Linked DNA regions of Mus musculus: region 1 is linked to region 2. A link is a contact called in ENCODE Hi-C data. All regions are on one chromosome and are shown on one strand. Each heading gives the region's core, a stretch centred on a gene start or an enhancer-like site at or near the end of the contact. The rest is flanking DNA. Distances are from core to core; before and after follow the strand shown.

Region 1 (5,744 bases), core at 131-2,630, 770 kb after region 2:
TTTTTTCTTGGCCTAATGCAGAAAAATTCAAAGGAAGACTTCATATAGTAAGAATGTTGGAGGCTTGGTGAAAAACACACACACACACACACACACACACACACACACACGGCACTTGGGAAGAAGCAGAACAATCAGGAATTCAAGGTCCTCCTTAGCTACAATAGTGAATTGAAGGCTAGCCTAGGCTGGCTGTATGGAACTCTTTCAGAAAGAAAAGAGGATGGATTTCGTTGCATGTAATTTGCTCATTTACCTCCTTATTAGGTCTTCTAGCAGATCTAGATGATGTGAGGTTTACAATGTAACGTCAGTGAAAGGACCCCAGCCTCCTTGGGAAGTGCGTCAGGGGCCAACCTCTGGAGGTCAGTGATGGTAGACAATCCTCCACTATTCGGGATGAACATCTTTATCCTCTGCGGAAGCTGAGACGCCCTACTTTCCGTAGGCAATGGAAATAGAGTAACTATGTAGGAACCAAGGATAGGATGCCAACGGAATGAATTAATCCAGACACCTTGGGCAGGGGAAATTGATGATGGGTTCCTGGGACAGACACACAAACAGAAAATACCTGAGGAGGAAAAGGTTTACTTGGCTTAACACCTTCTGGTAGACAAGGTAGGAATTGAAGCAGAAATCATGCAACAACGCTGCTTAGCGGTTCCAGCGTCGATGAAACAAACACTGAGTGAATAAGAGAGGGGGTGTTGGAATTGAGATGGTGAACAGTTTTGAGATGCTCAAACATTAAACCATCTCATTTTGAGGCAGCTGGGGCCGAAAAGAATCAGTTGTGTTTTACCCAAAGATACACACAGTTGCACTGCAAGCATGGACGGAGCACCGGGCTTTCAGCGTCGTTTCCACTACACCTGTGTGCGGGTAGAAAAGTCTTAAAATATCATAAGGATAATTTGACGTTTCTTTCGTGGTACAAAGAATCAAACACAGGGCGTCGGCGGTTTGCACGGTAAGAAAGTGGGGCTCTTCCACTGGGATTCAAGGTGGAGGAGCTACTATTTGTCATTGGCTCCAAAGTCGCTGTTGGTGCTGGGCTTCCTGAGCGATAGGGACATTGGGCATGTCCTCTTCACCACGACTCATAAGCACAAGAGGTGATGACACTGCTTGGAGCGGTCTGTAAGGAGGAGGTAAGGCAGTGAAGCACGGGGCTCTGGATCCAGAAAGACAAATTCCCACATTCACTCTGGGGTGACGTCACCCGGAGACTTCAGGGCGGCGCGCCAGAGCGACACCCCCGCGCTCAAGTCCCGCCCCTCAGCGTCTCCACGTAAGACGTGTGTCACCCTGAGCTAGTGGTCCCGGAAGTAAAACCAGGAGGGGCGGAAGAGACGGCGGAAGGGCGGGCCTACGGCGCGGCGGCAGGGGGCGGGGCCGAGATGGTAACGGACGCGCCCAGGAGCCGCGCTGCAGAGAGGGCCATCGTGCGACCGCTGCCGCAGGCGCTTGCTCCGAGTAACCCTGCGGCTCCGCTTCTGCCATGATGATCCACGGCTTTCAGAGCAGCCACCAGGACTTCTCCTTCGGGCCTTGGAAGCTGACGGCGTCCAAGACCCACATCATGAAGTCTGCGGATGTGGAAAAGTGAGGCTGTGGGGCGGGGCCGGGCCGAGCCGAGCCGAGCCGAGCCGAGCCGGGCCAGGTCCGGTTGGTGTCCGGGCTGGGGGTCTGACGGTCTCGGTGCAGCCTCACGCGGTACTTGGGGCCGCAGGCTCGGTCCCTCTGACCGACCGTTGATTGACAACTTCAGTAAATGGTCCTGTTCCCTGCTCGCGGCGACCTCTGCTTGCTGGAACTGTAGCTTCTCAGGGTTGAACTGAGCGCGGCTGTTTTGGTGGACTTCACCTAAACCTCGCCGCTCCTTTTTTTCCTACCTAAGCCTGCGCAACCTTTCTGGGCGCGATGACCTGTTCCCTTGCGGGCAATGACGGAAATGGTATTTATGTTTAGTTTTGAGCTTCTTTGGTTCTGTGGTGTGCTCTTGAGGTTCTGAACATGAACCATTGAGTACCACAGACTTCAGAGGACGTGAGACCGTGTGACGTTACTGTGTGACTGTTTAGGATGAAGATTTCAGGTTTTTTTTTTTTTTTCTTTCCTTCTTTTAGCAAATCAGGTGCTGTGATAAGCACTTGAGATAGGACAGATGAAAGAGAAAGGCCCAAGGAATTCATAGTTTCACGAGAGACCGTTATATTATTGTGTGGTTGGTTAGGATGAAGATGTATACAGGTGTGTGTGCGCGTTAGTGTGTTCGCGCGAGGGTCAGTGCACCTGGGCAGAATCTTGATCAAGTCTGGAGACTGGATGGCCGGGTAAAGCCAGCACTCAGACTGAGATCTGAGGTGTTTGGGGATGCCTATAACTGTATCCTGACAAAGTTTGGGGGGGGGGCGCCCTGGCAGAGTGTTGCCTCCCTCGTCATTGGAGAGTTCTCTGTCTTGCTAAGAAGTTTGAATTTTATATAGTAGTCATCAGGTGTAGTTTTACTCAATATCTACATGCATCGTGGTTGTGTCTGGAAGGTTTCTTGGAGGTGTTGTAGAAGATGGAGGGCTGGAATGCTGGAGAGGAGGCCAGTAAGCAGGAAAGAGATGACAGAAGCTGAGATTCAGTGCTTAAGTTTGGTAGGCAGTTGATGGAAAGAAAGAAAAAGGGAGGCTCTTCAGGACCTTTTGTTGTTGTTGTTGTTGTTTAAAATTTACATATGTAAAAGAATCCTTTTTGAAACATAAGTTGTTTCAAATGTTATTAATTCAGAATATGTTTCTAATAGAATTGTTTTTGTTGTATGAGTGTTTTGCTGCATTGCATGTGGGCCTGGTTAGGGGGTGTCGTGGGAGAGGGGGCTGGATCCTCTAAATCTTAAACAAGGCCCAAACACCTCATTTCTAATGTTATGTTTTGCCTTTAGCAAATAGATACTACCAGTGATAGAGCTGAAAGACAGAGCATTTGAAGCAGCCTACCATAACGGAGCTGCTTTTCATGTAGCTGCACTATTGTGCATGACTACTAAATTTCACAAAACCTGTTAAAAGCCCTGGAGCTACCTTTATTATTTCATATTTGCTCTAATTCAGGAAAGTAGTTAAAACCTGTATTTTACAGACTCATCTTGTGGATCTCAATCTATCATTGTACTTAATCTCTTAGTCATTTAATGTTTTCTATCCCTTAAAGGTTAAGAATAAATTTTACCTAAACTTATGGTGAAAATGCCATTTCATTGTTTTTTTTTTTTTGTTTTTTTTGTTTTTTTTTTTTTGTTTTTTTGTCGTTGTTTTTTGAGACAGGGTTTCTCTGTATAGCCCTGGCTGTCCTAGAACTCACTCTGTAGACCAGGCTGGCCTTGAACTCAGAAATCTGCCTGCCTCTGCCTCCCAAGTGCTGGGATTAAAGGCGTGTACCACTCGCCGGGCCATTTCATTGTTCTTAACCATCTTAAAAATATGCAGTTTAGAAACCTCAGATAACAACAGGTAAAATAGAGTATGCACCCAGTTTTTGTCTTAATATACATCTTAAATATTTTCCCATCTTTCCTCTAAATAATTTAATGGTTTTATAATATTTCATCATATGGTTACAAATTTGTATAACCATCTATTCTTGTTTGTTTGTTTGTGACAAGACCTCTACATAGCCCTGGCTGTCCTGGAACTATGTAGATCAAGCTGCCATCAGCTCACAGAGATCTGCCTGCCTTTGCCTCCTGAGTGCTGGGACTAAAGATATGAGCCACCATACCAGGCTTAGTTATTGGTAATTGAGACAGAGTCTTTCTACATAGTCCTGGTGCCCTGGAACTCACTATGTGTAGGTAGGCTGCCCTTGAACTTGACCTGCCTGCCCCCCCCCCACCCCCCAAGTGGTAGGATTAAGGGCTTGTGTCCCCTTGCCTGGCCGTATAACCATTTATTTTGTCCTTTATGAAAATAAACAGCCGGGCTGTGATGGCTCACGTCTTTAATCCCAGCACTCTGGAGGTAGAGGCAGGTAGATGATCTGTGAGTTGGAGGAGAGCCAGGGCTACAGGGAGGAAAAAAACAGCATACGGCCCTTTTCACTATTATAACAGAAGTTATAACCATTAGTATATATAATCCAACCTCTCTGTATTTGGGGTTATTTTGTATAGATTAGTACAGTTTATAATTTGAGTCAGAAAGTATAAATCCGATTAAATTCTTTGAATGTTTTTGCTTGATTGTAGCTCCAAGGAGAAAGTCGATGTCCTAGAACATGAGTGAGTGAGCCAGTGTGATTAGGGCCCCAGGGGGGAATGTAGGTGACCTAGAGAGCCTAGTGAGCTGGTGCTGTGGCCTCAGGGGGGAAGCTGAGTCTCCTTGAGAGCCCTGTCAGCAAGTGTTAGCTTCTATCCTCTTTCTTCAATGGGATTGTTTCTTTTTCACCAGCTTTGAAATTTCTAAGAAGTTGACAGTTGACATTTCTACCAGAAGAGTTGGTTTTTGTCCTTACAAGCAACAGGCTCTTCATTATCTTTCCTTCAGAGCTATTGTTGATGCAGTCGTGTAAAAGCACAGAGTTCAGCAGATGTGGGAGCGTAGTGCATTAAGTCACCTCCTAGGCGATATTCAAACTTTTATTTTTAAACTGTCAGGGGTCTTTGATGACTCATAAATGAGAGAAATATTCTCCATAAAGACCTGTATTTCTTTCCTCTTAAACCTAACTTGTTTTATTTAATCATATAGGTTTTTAAAAAATTATTGATTTTAATATATGCACAAAGACCAGTTTGGTGAGTCTACTAGGAAATAATTTTAAAGCTATTGGAAAGACTATAATCATGCATAGATCTTTTTTTGACTTTATGTAAAACTGTAACCTTTAAAAGTTTTATTAGCATATATTGATATGTAATGGGTTTCATGATGACATTTTCCTATGTGATTCCTGGCAATCTCCTTGTTCCTACCTAGTCCCCTTCTATTTTCTTGTAAGAATATGCTTTTTCTTTTTCCTTTTCTTTTTCTTTTTCTTTTTCTTTTTCTTTTTCTTTTTCTTTTTCTTTTTCTTTCTCTTTCTCTTTCTCTTTCTCTTTCTTTCTCTTTCGCTCTTTCTCTTTCGCTCTTTCTCTTTCGCTCTTTTTCTTTCTCTCTCTCTTTCTCTCCCTTTTTCCTTTTCTTTCTCTTTCTCTTTCTCTTTTGCTCTTTCTCTTTCTTTCTCTCTCTCTTTCTCTCTCTCCCTCTTTTTCTTTTTCTTTTTCTTTTTCTTTTTCTTTTTCTTTTTCTGAGACAGGGTGTCAGTGTGTAGACCAGGCTGGCCTTGAACTCACAGAACTGAGCTTAAAGGCATGTGTCATCACTCCTTGCAAGAATACAGTCTCTTTGGTATTATTTTACCCTACCTCATAATTGTAACTATTTAGTTCAAGAATCTAGAAGTTTTAACAAGGAAAAAGGAAAAGAAAGCCTTGTGTGCTGTCATAGAGCACTTACATAGAGCTCTTGTGCTTTATTTAGCATCCCTTAGAATTTTACTCAGAGCCAATTTAAATTGTACTTTATGATTATAACCACACGAGAGTGAGACGGAAGGGCATCATTGTATGTATGCCCTTTGCCCTAACAGTTGAATTGTTATTTTCATCTTTGTTTATTATTATACAGTATTAAGTGTATTTGTTTGTTTTTCTAGCCTGTAGTAGATTAGAAACCAGTTGAGAAGGATATGGATAACTCAGGGATAGAGCC
Region 2 (6,098 bases), core at 422-2,921:
GTGGACCAATTATTTGGTTTAAGCAGTCATGTGCACACCCTAAGGCTTAATTACTTCGAATAAATCAATCTCACCTCAAATCACTAGCTGTAACAGACAGACAGTTTTAGGTGTACTTGTGCAGAGTAAAGAATTCAACAAGCAACCTCGGGCTCACAATGAAAACTTTAACCGCTAAAATAATTGCTTCCAGGTAGGGATCTGTTTATTTAGGGTGTTTAGGGCTGTGTGTGTGTGTGAGTGTGTGTGTGTGCAGAACCTGCAGTTTTACCCAGTTGAAACTTAGGAATACCCCTCTCAAGGACAGCCTAGGACCTATTTATTCTTACCACACAATATTTTTGTTTTTATCCTTAGAAATTTTTTTAGGAAAATCTTGGGACTTGTCAAGAATTAGTAAAATAGATTTGGGTCTTCATCCAGGCCTTTTTTTTTTTTTTTTTTTTTTTTTTTTTTTGCAATAAAGGAGCAATCTGGGCAATATTTTGGCTAATTACTTAGGAAGATGGTCACAAGAGGAATATCACCACCCCCACCCCCCGCCCCCCGCGATCGTATTTACTGAACGACAGAGCAAAGAGAATTCGTAACCGTTGGCGCTATTGCCAACTTGCATGGTTTTAATCAGGTCAGTTTACAATTAGCCTTTAAAAGGTGCTCCAGAAGAAAAAAAAAAAAAAAGAAAAAAGAATCCCTACGCAGATGGGGTCTGTTTGTTTCGCACGGGTGGGCGCGTGCAAGGGCGTCCGGGCGACTCGGACGGCCGCTCCCACAGAGGCTGGGCCGGGCACGCGCGACAAGTGGAGGCGACTCTTTGCCTGGCTAATTAGAGCCGCCAGGACACGCCCCCAGGAGTCCGCCCGCCGGCCCCGCCCCGAATCTGCGGCGTGGGCTGAGGCGCGGGGCGGGGATTAGCTCGGATTCAAATTTAAAGCGGGACGTCCGCGCGTGGCCCAGCAGGTGCCTCGTGCCCGTTGCCCGCCGAGGGCGTTTCCGCCCCCACCTGCACACAGGGCCGGAAATTACCTCGGCGGGGAGCGGTCCCCTCCATTGTCGCAGTCAACTGCGAGGGAGTCCTGAAAAAGTGCGCGGCCGTGGAGCGCTCGCTAGTCCCTCACGCGTGTCCTCGCGGCGAGACGCCGGGCATGTTGCCCTTTTACAGTACCGCCGTGGAAACCCCGAACTTATCCGGGAGGGGACTAACACGGAAGACGGGAAGCCCATCCCGAGACGTAAACAAGCACTTGACATACTACACTTTGGGGTGAAGCCGCGCTCCCGGGGGGAGGGAGGGGGCGAAGAGACGCGCATGCGCTTCCTACCTCTCCGGCGCGTGGAGAAAACTGCGCGTGCGCACAGCGGCGCGGACGGGAGGGGGAAAGAAAAAAAAACAAAACAAGGAAGAGATGATTGGCAGGTTAGGGGGCACTTTAGAAGCCTGAGGGGGCGGGGTCCCTGCAGCCTGGACGCGCGTGCGCACCGCGCGCGCAGGGGGGTGGAGCTCTTCCAAGGGGGCCGGCGGAGAGCAGCGCCGGCCTCGGGCGCCCCCTGGCGCGCGCCTCGGGAGAGGAAGGAACGGGAGGGTGCGGAGAGGAGGGAGGCGGCGAGCAGGGCGGGAGGGGGAGGGGAGCGGGAGCGAGGGAGGGTTTATCGACCGGGCGATTTTGGTTAAAATATTCAAAATGGCGGACGGAGGAGCAGCGAGTCAAGATGAGAGTTCAGCCGCGGCGGCAGCAGCAGCAGGTAATCATTACAGCATTTTACATATTCATATTCATACTCGAGCCGGGCTCCCGCTGCCCCCCCCGCGACTTAGCATAATTTATTAGTACTCAGGATTATTATAATTAACGGCGAGGAGATGGGGGGCCGGGGAACACAGCCCCCTCTGGGCGCCGAGCGGAGGGGGAAAAGGAGCTCGGAGCGGCCGGGCGGAGGGGGAAGAAGACCCGGGGCAAAGGGGGCTGTGAGCCACCGCGCTCCTCCTGCCCCCGGCCCACCCCGCGGCTGCCGCGCCGGCCCGCCCGCCGGCACCGGCCCTCCTCCTCCGCCGGCCGCCGCCGCCTCCTCGCACGGTGCCCGAATCTAAGCGGGTCCACGGCAGGCGGCGGGGCCGGGGCACCGGGAGAGGACAATAAAGACATTTTACATATTCATAGCTGCTGGGCTGGCGGGGCGCGGCGGGGTGCGGGCGGGAGACCTGGACGGGCGGTGGGGGGGCGTGGAGGGGCCAGAGGTGGCGGCGAGCACAATGCCGGTGGGCGGCGGGGCCCGAGCGGACCCCGGTGGCCGGACACCCGCGCGGCGCCCCCCCAGGATTGGGAGCCGGCGCGGGCTCGGGCTGGGGAACGCTGCTCGCTGCGGGACGCACCGGGGAGTGGTGCCCTGCCCCCGGCCGTGCGGGGGGTCCGCGTGGGGCCGAGCCCGGGGGTCACGGCCCGGGGCCCCTCAGCCGCGCCCTGCTCGTGCCCGGGGCAGCGGCCTGACCCCAGCCAGTCCGTGTCTCTGGTTAGGGGCAGCGTGGCGTGGGCCCTGTGAGCTGGCCTTCGGGTTGTGAGCTCGCTCTGGGGTCCCCCGGACCCTTTGGAGGCTGGGCTAGGTGGGAGGAACCCTCGGGGAAGTTCCCCTCCGTGGAAATGGCTTCGGTTGTCCGTGTGTCCCGGGCCCTCACCCAGAGGTCCGCGCTGCTGTGGGTCGCGCGGGACAGTTGGGTTGGAGGTGCTCGCGGGGTCTGGTAGCTCCTCCGCGCACATCCCCCCCCCCCCACGCGCTGGTAGCCTTGGGGACCCTCTCGCTCTGAGGCCTCGGAGCTCTCGGAGGTCACCCGAGAACTGGACCGTAAAGGATTGCCCTCCTGCCCTCAAAGGGCTGGCCTGACAAGTTGATCATATTCTAGATTTCTCCTGTACTGCGGGGAGCGGGGGTGGTGGCTAGACACGGAGATCCCCCTCCCTGACTGTGTGTGGTAGTGCTTTCTAGCTGCGTGCTGGGTCTTCTCTACTTGCTTCTCATTTGAATAATGTCTAATTCAGGGAGGTTTATATTCTTGAAATGGCCGCCTGGCTTTCCCCGCCTCTCATGTTTAGTAATTCAGACCTTTAATAACAGCCACTCACAGCCCAACGCCGTGTTTATATTTTACATTCGCCCCATGTGCTTTTGTGGTTCGATATGATTCTTTTTTTTTTTTTTTCCTTCTCCTCCTCCTTGGCAATCCACAGGACTCTGAGATCAAACCCAGTCTGTGCTGGGAAGACAAGGAGAGAACTAGGCCTGGACTGCCCTAGTTGCCTAGGCCCTGTTCTCTGCTGCTTGATTTATTTACTAATAACCAAAATGACTCCCCCATCAACTGCCACTCGAGTCCCCTCCTCCGCAGGCAAAACACATCCTCTTGGGGACCTTCCAGCATAAAAACAGCTCCGAGCTAAGCATCAGCTCTGAGGTTGGCTTGTTTTCTTCTAAAAGGAGTTTATCTTTCAGTTCATAGTATGTGGACCTTATTTCCAATTTACAGAGGCTTCTGTGAGCTACTGGTTTAGTACAAATACAGGACTTTGTTGTGGGAATAGTCACTCTCTTCCTGAGTTAACTCGGTCAGGCTATGTAAAGATTTGTAGTATTTGTAAAACCGGCAGACTTCCCTTTCAGGAGTGATGGAGTAGCGAGGTATTTTAGAAAGTCCGGCTGACAACACTTGGATACTCTCTCAGCAGGGCTGCTTTTCCAGTTTCTGCACCAACTTGAAGGGAGGCCGGCATTCTTGTGCTGTTACTGACATAGACCTGCCTGTTTTAATTGCAGCAGTATGGAAAACAGAAATGGGGTTATGTTTTCCTTGGTCATGGTTAAATGAGTGAAAATAGAAGATAAACAGAGGCATTGTGTCCACTCTGATCTTGGAACTTGCTTAGCCTGCTGGCCTCTTGCTTTAAGGTGTCAGAATTGATTTTTGTTTTTTCTAGGCTTAGGACATTTGGCCTATGAGAGCCAATTAACTTTTACTGTTTAGAGAAAACAGTAATTTTGATTTCTGGTCTCTCCTGTAAGTTTTGTTTTAAAAGGATAAAAGGGTGGTGCTTTCTGGGGGGTGTTTGAGGTACCTTGTTAATGGCTAAGTCCTGGTGATTACATTAAACCATCATGGGGAATATATGAAGACATTAGACTTCAGTTAATTTGTAACAAAATTTCAGATTTAGGTGAGGAACTGCAGGCTAATTTAAAATAACTACTTCTCACAATTTTTATTTTTCCTTCTTTCACATCCAAGTAGGTAGGCCCTGAATGCAATAGAGGGTAAAGGTTTCCTGAGAATGCTCAGGTAAACAACCGATTCAGCACTGAAACAGGAGGTTGGATGGACAAAAAGCAGTAATATGGTTTCATGCCTTAAATAGCATATGTTTTTGCACCCAGTTCCCAAGAAGTGGTCAGACTGATGATGTCATTGGACAGAGGACAAGGTGCAGTTACTGTGATTTATTGTCCTGAGGTGAAGTATAGCAATGGAACTTCTCATAGGGAAACCATTTATCTCTGGACAATTTCCTTTATAGCTGCAGTTTAACCACTACTGGGGCTCTAGGTATTTTATCCAAAATGCACACTGTACTTTACAAACAAAGCTCACTGTTACAGTTTTTGTCATACAGAAAAAAATATGGGTATTGTGAGCTGGCCTTTTATTTCAGTTGGCTGTCCTTGCCATAGTAAAAAATCACTTCCGATGGGGAGTTTGGATTTAAATGAGGATACTTGTGCTACATACACCTGCTTATTTTATGTGGGGTTTGTTGTTATTGCTGTTTATAATCTTTCTCTTACAAGAAACTACTTCTGAATCCCAGTATGGCCCAGGCTTGTGGAGTGTTCTGGAGCCTATTTTAATGACTAAAACGGAGTTGAAGAAAATGAGGGCACTATATTTTTATGTTAAAATTATAGTATTTAAAATAATGTAAAACACTTATGGGGAGGCTTGTGCTTTGAAGTAGCTTTTAAAGAATCTAGAATTCTTTTTGGATTTGTCTGCACATGTTTGTACATTTACTGTGAATGGTGTTTTAAAAATCTCCTTTCAAAGTAGTGATTTGCATACACAGTTTTTGACATTAATTTTTGTAAGCATTTCTTCTGTTTCTTAATGGGCATCTTAAAGACATGGTTAAGATTGGGCCGTGACTGGGAAGGCCGCCGACTCTTGGAGCTGATGCATTAGGTGCGCTCAGCTCACTCAGTGCTCAGGTCATTCTGCAGCTCGGCAGCCTCCAACCTGCCAGGCTCCTGTTGAAGTTGTCAGACAACTTCCTAGTACAAGTTTCTAGAAAATCGGCTGCTACTTTCTTGAGTTGCCCCACCCATTAATTATAATGGGATTTCTGAATTAAGGTCTTTGACATTCATGACAGCTGACCAAATGTTCTTCATTTCTGAAGGATTTATGTTTCCAAGTGTTTACTGTAAAAGTAACTTTTAGCCTCTTCCCCCCCATTTCACTTTTGATTTATTTTTGTTGGGGAAAAAAGCCACAAGTCAAGGAAAGCACAAACAGTGGTTGTTCAGTTGTAACGGTGTAATGCTTTTGTTCCTATTTTAAATCTGTTATTCTCTATATCAGTCGGCACTAGATAGCCAAAGAAAGAAAATTGTTTCAGTGCTGCCCTACTTTGACCTAATTGCTAATCACTTGATCAGTTGCCTTTGAGTGAGTTTAGGGCTCAGAATGCCAACCTACCTTTACCAGGTCACCAAAGATATGTAATAGAGCCCTGAATAGCACAGGCAAGTGCTTTAAAATGATGGAACTGAGAATACTTTCTTAAATGTATTTCATTTAAGAATGAAATATTTGAATTGTTTCTTGAATCTGTGTTGCTTGATCTTGACATGTAGAAGTGTGGGAATTAAATGAAGAATTTCCTTTGCACTGAGAAGACTCTATGTAGTCTTGTGTAGGGGCATTGCTTTGCTCTTCTTCTTCTTCTTCCTCTTCCTCCTCTTATTTTCAGTGTTGGAAACCACAGTCATTCCATGTTTTTCCTGATGGACATGATTTCATTTGGAGCCATTCAAGTAACTTTTGTTAGAGAATAGAA

What was found. Hi-C counts contacts between places; a loop is a spot of excess contacts on that map.
Region 1: a loop to region 2 is called in a map of heart, with 6 times the contacts of the local background. The contact joins the promoter of Tiprl here to the promoter of Pou2f1 in region 2. A Hi-C loop is called at or near these places in 2 of 37 maps with a recorded cell type or tissue (T-helper 17 cell and heart).

What each region holds. Positions count from the first base shown.
Region 1 is chr1:165,232,594-165,238,337 of GRCm38, reverse strand. Tiprl (TIP41, TOR signalling pathway regulator-like (S. cerevisiae)) reads left to right here and starts at 1,380. Exons shown (of 7, transcript NM_145513.4): 1 at 1,380-1,608. The coding sequence starts at 1,505.
Region 2 is chr1:165,998,207-166,004,304 of GRCm38, reverse strand. Pou2f1 (POU domain, class 2, transcription factor 1) reads left to right here and starts at 1,671. Exons shown (of 16, transcript NM_198932.3): 1 at 1,671-1,743. The coding sequence starts at 1,683.